2 separate regions of the Mus musculus genome follow, and region 1 is linked to region 2. The links are chromatin loops, found by intact Hi-C in ENCODE. Cell type or tissue: left cerebral cortex. All regions are shown on one strand. Each heading gives the region's core, and the rest is flanking DNA. Links, peaks and the distances in the headings are about the cores only. Region 1 overlaps Gm35161 (a long non-coding RNA gene). Region 2 has its middle 38 kb from the start of Gm35444.

What was found. Peaks named below come from ENCODE experiments on the same cell type or tissue, not always from the same donor. Only the 100,000 strongest peaks of a DNase experiment are listed, where the experiment ranks them.
Region 1: it touches region 2 in a loop (13-fold over the local background); 3 of 42 quality-filtered maps call a loop at or near these places.

The regions. Positions count from the first base shown.
Region 1 is chr13:69,003,439-69,008,825 of GRCm38, forward strand. The region is part of intron 2 of Gm35161 (a long non-coding RNA gene); the gene reads left to right. Gm35049 (a long non-coding RNA gene) reads right to left here. Exons shown (of 3, transcript XR_873626.2): 3 at 2,482-3,902. Among named protein-coding and RNA genes, the nearest start is that of Gm35161, 6.6 kb to the left of the region's middle. In left cerebral cortex, for the core only: no CTCF peak of the experiment used is centred there; a DNase peak (open chromatin) is centred at 2,872; H3K27ac peaks cover 457 bases.
Region 2 is chr13:69,327,578-69,332,964 of GRCm38, forward strand. No RefSeq gene overlaps it. Among named protein-coding and RNA genes, the nearest start is that of Gm35444, 38 kb to the left of the region's middle. In left cerebral cortex, for the core only: no CTCF peak of the experiment used is centred there; DNase peaks (open chromatin) are centred at 3,188 and 4,024; H3K27ac peaks cover 2,380 bases.

The DNA.
Region 1 (5,387 bases), core at 112-5,111, 320 kb before region 2:
TTCAAGGGCTGAGGTCCTGGGAAGAATACAAAGGAGAAACCATCACTAACCTCTCTGCTTCTGGCTGGATACAATGTAATCAGCCACTGAGCTCCTACTGCATGATAGACTCTGTCTTTGAACTGTGTGCTACAATAAACCGTCTTTCATTACATTGCTTTTGTTGGTTATTTCGTAGCAGCAAGGAAGAAAGCAACTAAAATAGACCCACATGATCCTACTAGTGCCTCCCGCTGAGAACCAAGACCAGAGCCTTGGCAAGGATGTGTGGGGAGTATGATCCTCCAAATTAGAGCACTAAATACATTAAAAATTGTTAGGGAATATTCTAGAAACATCCTAAGATTCAAGTATAATATACTGAGAGATTATAGCACTGTGCTACACAATGCTATGGCATTGTTTAAGAGTATTTCTCTCCAATTCCATCTCCCTCATTCCATTCAGACAACATAGGTTATGGTTTTAAACCACTGCACATCGGCTGATTTATGACTTTATTTCTGAATTTGTAAATAAATCAAACCTACCACTAGTATTATTCCACTCTGTCTGATAGTAACTGTCAGTGTTCAGATAATAACTTTCTTAAAAGTTGATGGTACATCCTTGGAAAAATCATGTAAAACCTATGAGCTTTAGTTAATTTATATTTGCAGTGATAAAGTGGTTTATTTATTATAAGGTGTTTTCAAACAAGTTTATTCTACTCTTGTACATAATGGAATGACTTTTAACCTACCTCTTTGGATCAAAGAGAAAACTCTATACCCAATTAAAATATTAAAGGTAATTATAAATTGGACTGTATATTTAAAAGTGTGCTGGATTTTTCTGTTTGGTAAGTAGTATTTACTCCAAACTATTTCTCCCAAGAAAGAGAACATGTTATTAGTGGCATGGCAGGTCAACTTTCTGCACAGTCATATTTTTGTTTTAATGCAATCTACCTTCCTCCATCAGATGGCAAGTTTAGTAGGGGTAGAAATATTTAATTCCTTCTGTCCAACGTTATGTCCTTGTTGGGGGTTGGTTTTAATATTTTGAATTAATCCAGTCCCCCCAGATCGGGAATCTGCATGCCCAAACACTGAAGGTCCTTGTCCCCAATTGATTTTTGACTGATTAATAAACAGCCAACAGCCAGTGTCTGGGCAGATAGACTGAGGCAGGACCTTTGGATTTGTGAGGGCTAAGAACTGGGAGGAAGGGGGAGGATCACCATGATTTGGCTGGAGACAGATCCGATTGAGAGCCGCAGAAGGAAAATCATCTGAAATGTTGAGAAGGAATGCAGCCCAGGGTTGCCCAGAAGTGTCTTGGGCAGCAAAGATTAGGGAGCTGTCCAGAAAGAGCCAGGGCAACAGAGGTAAAATATACAATTAGAGGGCGTTAAGCTAGGATTATAGGAGGCAAATATATGTGCTAGCCACTGGGAGAGTTAGAACTGCCCAGCCTTTGAGCTAGTCAAGGCATTTAAAATTAACGCGTGTGTGTGTGTGTGTGTGTGTGTGTGTGTGTGTGTGTGTGTGTGTGTGTGTGTGTGTGTGTCTTTCATTCTTGAATCCAGAGGGTGGCACAAAGCAGCATTAGCTAAACTCACTACTACATGTCCCTATGACCATAATTTTTTAAATATAGTGGATGGATAGATGGATGGATGGATGGATGGATGGATGGATGGATGGATGGATGGATGGATGGATGCATGGTTAGATGAATGGATGGAGAGATGTGTGAATGAAGAGAGAAAATTAGGCTACTTCTTTTAAAAAGATAGCACAATGCATGAATATTGACAGAACTCTTCTAATCAGGATCTGATCTGCCAGGTTTCCAGATCCTAATGAGGCTGTGTTACAATGTGCCCATTTGCTCCTAAATGAAATGGTATCCTTCCTTCACTGGGTCTTTAAAGACCTTATCATGCTTTGGACTGTAACATAGCAGGATTTCCATTAAAGATCAAATGCCTATTGCCATAAATTCCACTTGACCCATCCAGCAAAGAGTAACAGCATGTCTGAAGTTAGAGCCTGAAGATTTTTTTTTCAGCACAGTAAATGTGTTCACAAAAGAGATCACGTAAAGAAAGTATTATTTTGGGTGAGTTTTATCCAGGGAAAATGCGTTTGGAGCTGTGAGTTTCCAGTAACTCACTGTGGAAAAAAAAAAACAATTGCAAAAGATAATTGTTCAGCAGCACAGGGTCTGTGAAGTATGCAGTGAAGGCTGCATCTCTACAGACTTAAGGACATGGACTTGACAGAAAAGAGACAGGGATAAAATCAAGCCAAAAACATAAGCACCTTCCTTTGTTGCCACTAACTGGCAAGCTTATCACCAGTCATTGCCAATGCCCCAACCCCACTCCCAAGGTCAGATGAGACATACCACTCCCAATCAGCTAGCTAGGGTTTCTGGATTTTGCATTTGTTCTTGTTGGCATTTTAAACAAAACCAATTTATTTGTAAACTTAATTTCCAACGTTATGACCCATTCATGCAAATTTATTTTGTATGTTACAAAGTGTTACAGATTTCACATTATAATCTCAAAACATTCGCTATTAAGTGGGAGATTTTAAAAAGATAAATGCCTGTACATTGTGGGTTTTGTTGTTGTTGTTGTTGTTGTTGTTACCAGCATACTAAATATGAAAACGCAAGATACCTTTGCATACCCTCAGACCTAAATAATTAGGCGCTTTCCTTCCAAATGGAACCCAGCCATGCTCTGGATTCTCTCACAGATGGACGGATGTGAAATTGAATGTTGACATCTGCCAAACCTTCTGTTAAGCCCAAGCCACTTGTAGCATTGCTGAGCTAACTTCAGTTTCTTCCTCTTACTGTGGCACCTGCCCACATCTCCAGATCCATGAAGCTTTGCCAACATCATCCAGGCTCTTCTCAAGTCTTAGGCATTTCCTTCTCCCATCTCCCGTTCCTGCTGCAATTGCCTTGCTCCAATTCTGTCTTATACATCTAGACTCAGGGACCAGGTACACTGGGCTGCAGGGCAGACCCTGATCCCTGCATTGTCCCCACTCCAGCCCTATCTCTAGATCCACCTGACTTCCATCCGTGCTCTTATTTTACACCCTGCTTCCACCATCTGCTTCCCTTGCCCAACTCTTTTTGTAGGGTGTGTAGGGAGGGGGCGTCATCCTTGTCCCCAACCTTCTGTCCACTCTCAACACCAGTAGCTGATTGTTCAGTGCCTGGCTTTATTCTGAAACAGAGAGATAACAATTGTCAAACAGGGTTTTAGGAGCTTGGAGGCTTGAGGAATATATTTTATGAGAATGTGTTTTTTAGAAACACATTGTCATGGATAACTAGTATTTAGGCTTAGAGTGTCATCCACTGTAATATTATCATGGTCATTTATACCAATAGGAGCCAAAATGTATAAACACTGAGTTTCTACCAGCAGGATATTTGAATACACAGATTCATTGCATTTAAGTGTTTATATAAAATGAGTTAATGAAAAACTCTTTCCAGTATCCTAAAAAGGCACAATCTGGACTCTGCTGAACCGGAGGTTCAGTTCACTCGGCTCCCTTGTGCTTGATGGAGGCGGTGCCCAGTACAACAGCCAGAAGGTTGCTGGGTTCCTGTGGCCAACTGCCCGAGGTTAAATAAGCTGCAAATGGCCAGATTCTGTTAGGTGCCAACTCTATCTAGACAGGTGCTGTTGACACTGTTACTGGGGAACGCTGAACACACTTTCATGCTCAGCAGGCTAAAGGAATAAAATGGCCATCCAGGCCTAGACAACTCTTACTGCATTACTAATGTATAACTGATACATGAGCCAAGGCTTGTCTTCTTGCTGAGGCCTTCACTTCTAAATGAATTCTTCCTGGGAGCCAACAAGTGGAGAGAGGGCTTATCTGAAAAAAATTAATAGATAAAGTAAAAATAAATAGAAAAGGAAGGAAAATGTGTAAAGAACTTATCATCAATGAAATACAGAAGATCAACATTAGGCTGTGAGTTGCATACTATTGGCTCAACCTGTTCTATGCCAAATTTTATTAGTGTGCTATCCCTGTTCTTAGGGCACTGTTCACAGACTGCATCCTGTACAGTGCACTGTCGCTTTTCCTACACTGAGAAGAAGTTCTGCAGTTACATTTAATTTGTAACTTTGTACGTATGTACTATAATTATGTTTATTTCAGATAAAAGTTTACAAAATTTTATACTTGGCATATAGTAAAATGACTACCAGCCTTTTTTTTAACCTCCTAAGAATAGAATTATAGGACAATTTAAGAATAAATGATTGTGGAGTGGGATGTTAGAAATCATCCGTGATTGTGTATAACAACAATGAATTAGGCTAATGATTCACATATTACCCATTGGTCCTTCTTTGAGTTAGAATACCCAGGATGTTTTTCCTTCCTAGATGTAACATATTCCTCATTCAAACAGTTGGAGTCTTCCAGGCAGTGTTAGTATGAAATGCAACAAGATGAACTATCAAATGAAATTCATAAAGTGATTTCTGTATTTGGCCAGGGACCAGTCTATCAGTTATCTACCAACAGGAAGATAACCCCAAGGATGTATACAAAGGCTGAGCTGTACCCAGAGATTTTCATCACAGAAGACCACAACCTGAGTCCGGGGGCCATGCCCTAGTTGCCCCACCCTGCCTATCACCTGGTTCTTACTAAATGATTAATCCCTGGGATATCTGATCTTTCCATTTACTGCTCAAAGAATGCATATTGAAATTGTTTTTCTTCTTCTGGTCATTATCCCAGGATCATAAATTCTTCATAAAGATCTTTGGGAGGGGTTCTCATACCAGACTATCTAATAAACACAGTATTATTTTGTTTATTATTATTGCTTTATCTGTATCATGATACACAGGTAATCTTCTAATTCCCTAAATCATCCTTTCCTCCTGGCCATCTGGAAATGTCTGTTTTTCACTAACTGGTTGATTGACACCCCATCCAATTCCCAGTAAGGGTTGGCAGATTAATGACCAACCTGTGATTGTTCCCAAATTATAATGATACTTCCAACCACTTTGGAAACACATGGGATATAAATTTCAATTAAATAATAGTTACTGGGAAAGAGAGAGATCAAAGATAATTAAAATAAGCTAATTTTAAAGTTATTAATGAGCACCTATGAAATTTAGACTTGATTTTAGAATGCTTATTTACTTGGAGAAATGGATGTGATAAATTATTTCAAGAAGTGACATCACGGGGTAAGTGCTACAGACCAGGAGCCAAGGCCCCCCAAAGGCCCCCTCTGGAGCCTTTTAGAAAAGCTTTGCTTGGCAACTGGGCTTTTCAATCTCATAGTGCCTCGTGGGACACACAGATATGCAGACATACTGACTTCTT
Region 2 (5,387 bases), core at 233-5,232:
ATTTCAAAGAGGCTGGAGATGTAATTCACTGGTATGCTGTGGATAGCCCTGGGGCTAATTATATTTGATGTTAATTCTGTTCTCCTGTGAGTGGGTGTGAACAAGGAATGAGTCAGCACTCAGGTGATTTCCTATAAACCTGCTTCCCACCTTAATTTGTAAAATTAAAAAATAAAAGAGAGCTGATGATTGGGCAGATAAAAGGGAAGGTGGAGTGGAAGGTGAGGGGAGGGAAGAAGGAGAAAGTGGAAGAAGGAGAGGACACAGAGGAGGAGGAGGAAGAAGAAGAAAAGTGGAGCAGAAGCCTGGAGAATCCACAAGTCCTAAGGGGTCTCATAGATGTGGAAGACAGTAGTGTAACGGTAGATCTGCCCAATCTTGGTGCACAGCCTGTATTCATATTAACTGAGCTGTGTTTTCATTGCTTGGACATATTTGGGAGATTTACCCCAACACTGGTAGAGCACTCGGGCTGTATGTGTGAGTCCCTGGGTTAGATCTGTAACACTATAATCAATTAATGAACCAATCAATTAATCCATCAAAGGTTTGCAAACATATTCTGTCCACGTCTGTCCCTTATAACACTATTTGTAATAGCAAAACAACAGACAGCACTTAAGTGTTCAGTGACTGCAGACAAGGCCATTAGGCAAACTGCAGACGTTAGTATCAGAGAAAGCATGAGGGAGGGGCCCTTGTATGTTTTGATGGGAGATAAGTACGAACAACATGGAGAGACATGAGCAAAGACCAAGAGCAGAATTTCCACTATGTGGGCATCTGGAAATATCTTAAGAAGCTAATAGCAGTTCTATTCAATTAAATTAGGATATGTCATTCCCAGGATTTGATTGTGATATAATCATACACATAACAAGACATCTCGATTGTGAAGCATAAAGGACTCAATCAGCAGAGTACCTGCCTTGCAAGTGTGAAGACCTGAATTTTATCTTTAAAATCCATGTGAAAAATGGTAGATATGGTTGCTGGGCAATTGGGAACAGGCAGCCAGCCTCACCTACCTCCCAGTTCTAGGCCAGTGAGAGACCCAGTCTCAAAGGAATAAGGCATGAGGGAGGTAACTGAAGAATAACTGAGTTTGTCCTCTGTTCTCTACAAATTGGTGCAGCTACAGGCATGCATGCCTGATTGCACATGTGCACATACACACATACATGTGCACACACACACCACATAGTGCTCATGGATTTGTATAATCACCATGTCAATTTAAAATAAAGTAAGGAAAAGAAAAAGAGAAGAAATTCTTGTAAAAAGAGAAAGATTCACTTTTTCCCTTCAAACTGGTTTTTTCAATCTAAAATTTCTAACTTTGCTTAAATATTTATTACTGGCTTATCTGTAAATATGATAAGCAATCACAACTGTAATGCTCTGGGTGCAACTTGAGAGTGATATTTTTATTAAAATAAATCTGCATTCCATTTAGATATTTTAAGAGAGAAATTTCTTGTCCTACAAATTTGTTCTCACTGTATTTTCTAGTAGATTAGTTTAAATATTGTGTTATACATCTGTTAATTGCCAAGGTAACCCCCAAATTCTCTCTCCACATTTCTCCCATGACTATTTTGTGTGCACCAGTGTTATTCAAGGTGCAAATGTCTCTCATTACCCCTGAAAGTTGAGCCTACACCAGATAGTCTAACCAACAAAATGCAGCTTTTTCCGTGCCAGGGTGGGCCAGGAGCCTTTGTAGCTTCTAGGTTAACAATTTGTGGTTACTGATCTAAAGGTCATGTTTAAGGAATAAGTGGACATTCATGAAGATCTCCAAGAGCAGAGGAGACGTCAATCACTGGAGCTTACTTGCAGATCTGAGCCCAGCCCCTCCTCTTGATTCCTTATAGGCGGGTCACTGGGACAGTTCCATGCTGAGTTGTAGCCCCAAACCTTGCAGCCTCAGAATCTCAGAATATGATTGTATTGGAGAAGGTCTTTACAAAAGTAATTCCAGTAAAACTGGGCCTTTTGTCTGAGCATGAGTCCAGTGTGGTTGGTGAGCTTACAAGAAGGGAGATTAAACCGCAAATGGCAGAGAAGACCATACAGACACAATGAGAATACAGTTGGCCGTGCACAAGTGTAAGTATACATTTTTTGCAATCTACTTTTAATAAGGGTTCAACCTCTCCTCTAGCCCACCACCCAGCGGAGGTAGTAGAAGAGAAAAGTTACCAGGATATGGGGGAATTAAACCTGTTCAGCAATAGTTCTTTGGGGGAGAGCTCTATCTTCTTTGACAGCTCAGTTCCATAGCAAACACCAAATACGACTCAGCAGCTGCAGACCGGTCCTGTCAGCAGGCAGACACCAGGCAGCTGTAGTTCAATCCTGAAGAAACCACCAGGCTGGACAACAGGCCTGAGGGGAGGCCCCAGAAGCAGCAAGCTGCAGCAGGAACCGCATGAGCAGTTCTTGGGCAAGTTTCTGTCTGACATCATTACCACAAGTTCAGCTCGACAATGTTATGTAAGGTGAACCAATACATGCATGTCATTAGTGAAGAACAGAGAGGTGGAGCGGACCAAACCAAATGGTCTCCCACTGTCTGCGGGATCACATTTATAGTCCTTCACCAAGGGTCCTTTCATGTGTTTGCTATATCCAAACATCCTTTCCCCTGTGTCTGCTTCAGGAAAACAGCCTTTCGCGCATCTGCTTTAGCAAGACATCCTTCCAACCTGTGCGCCCCGGCAAAACACCATTTGACAGAACTGGCTTTCCAAAGAAACTTGATGTTTCCACTTCACACAAGGAAGCAAAGCCTGGGGTAGACATGGTCCTGCCGCTCCCTTTTTCCCACCCTGCAGTGGGAGACTGACTGAGAGAGTAAGTCCGTGCTGCTTAGACCAACAGACTTAGGAGTTTGGTTCCAGCAGCTTTAGCAAGCTACTCCAGGATCTTTGTGAGCATGTTTGACTCAGCCCTCATCTCTGTTCTTACCATTTCTGGCTGCGCCTGCCTTCCCATACAGGGAGCCTATCTATTTTTGTTTTAGTAGAAGGAGCAGACACGGCCCCTTTGTCCCTCCCATCGGTCTCCACTCTTCCTTTGAAGCATCGCTATTCTAGGCAGACACCTGGGCTCTCCATCCACACACATTATCACTTCCAGGGTACCCTGACAAGAAGCAATCTGGGGAACGGGGAGGGTTATTTTAACTCTGAGATTCATGATGGGGAAGGTACAGCAGCTGGGCCTCTGGCTGTTGAGGAAGCTTATCTCACAGCTTGCTACATTTCCACGAATCAGGAAGCAAAGACAGATAGGAAACAGGGTCAGGCTCTAAACGCCCCCAAAGATGGACTTCCTCCAGCTAGGCTCCACTTCCCAAAGTCTCCACAACTCCCTAAACAGAACCACCATCTGGGAACCCTGTGCTAAGACACAAGTATGTGGGAGACACTTTACATCTGAGCCACAGTACCTAACATCCAGGGTCTGCTATTTGAACATCTACAACTCAAGTTTGTTTCTCTCAGACTCATGCTGTGCTAACACTGGACCTCAGATCTGCACTGTCTGGTGATTGTAACTATGTTGGGATGAGTCTAATGAGTGTGATAGTTAGGACAAAGCTGGGGTCTTAAAACAACCATTGAAATAAAATCCTGGAGCTTCATACCCCAGAACTGCCTACCTCATATCTGATAAGTTGATTCTGTCGACTGGTCAGAACCAAAGAGAACAAGACAAGAGCCATTGCTATACTTGTGCCTCAACAGCCTGCCTGAGGGGCAGCCCTGCACTTGAGAGACGAGAAATGGAGCCCACTTGGGTTTCTGTGACACACAGTGCAGCCCGTTACTCTCTTTCCTCATGAAGATTTTTTAGAAGAGGCAAAAATATATACATTACAAACTTGAGGCCTTCAATATGTATATGCCTTAGCAAAGTCCTCCAGGCCTTATTGAGGACAGGATCACAACGACTGTGTGGGAATGCACTCTGTCAGTCTGGCAGCCCTCTTTGCCACAGATCTCTCTAAGCTCACACCTTCTTTTACTGGGAGGCAGCCAGCACGCCTTTGTTCTTGTTTAAGCATTTTCTTCCCACGGTGTTGTTTTTCCTCTATGATTTTCTGTAAACACAGCCCGGTTCCTATGCACATCCATCCCACGCTACTGTGCCTGCCTCCTCTGGGGAGTTACCTGTCATCCTGAGACACCGCTGCTGTCATTTCCTGTTTTGTATTTGACCCGGCTGAGGCATTAAATGTGGTGAGGGTGCTCGGGTGGCTCAATACTAAAACACCAGGTGGGATGGGAATGAGGCTTTGTTGGCATGCTAGATGTAGATGGAAGAAAGATCACTGTGTCCTTGGGAACAGAAATACCATTCACTGTGTCCCACCATACGCTGCCATTGCCGCATTGCAGAGCTGAAGGTGAACAGCGGAGGATTAGCATAAACTGACTGAGCTTTCTGACATTGTCTATAGTTTGCAACGGCGCTCTTAGAGGGAGGCATCATAAAAAAGAAACGCAGTTCCCAGATGTTCTTTTATCAGCCTCTAATTATTCCCCTAACGGCTTCCTGTCTTTCTAATGACATCCATCAGAGACAGCTACTAATTCGTTCTCCTTGGCTCTCTCATCCCCTGGAGGGGCACGTCCCTGGGACCTGGAGCTTACCATACCTGCCTCCTGTTTCCCATAGACCTGAACAGTCAAACCATGCCATCAGCAATTCCAGCAGCTGCTGAGTTTCAACAGTGAAGTCTGGACAAACCACACGAGGTAACAAAAGGTAGAGATTGCGGTGATCTCGGCTCTCAGAGAATCAGCAAAAGGAGAAGAAAAAATAAAAGTCACCTCACAGAGGACTGAGGATCCACACACTCCAAACACCTCAACCTTTGCACTAGATAGGAGAGGTTCTAGTGTTAGCCCACCAAAAAGAGTGGAGATTATATTTGGCCACATCTCATTACACATCTGCCTAGATAGTGTCGTTTTGAATGTCCCCATCATAAAGAAGCTAGGAGTTTGAAATAATGGACAACATGAACTATCCTGAGCTTCTTGGACATACATTTTTATAAATGCAGCCCCAGAGAAGCACTCATAACCTGTCAATCACAAAGGAAAATGTTAGCTCCTTCCTTGAATGTCGTTCTCCATATGGAAACTCTGGTCGTATTAACCACAGACAACACGATGGAATCTGCAAGAAACCTGAAGGCCTCGCACCACAGCCCATCATGTGTGAGCAAGTGCTACGCTAAGCAGAGAGAACACCATCCGATTCTGGTCTGTGCAGTATTAAAGGCAGGTTGAAATGCACAGGCTACCAGAATATCTCATTTATTTGTAAGCTAAGAACACAAACTGTTTCTCCACATTCCAGACTCTCCT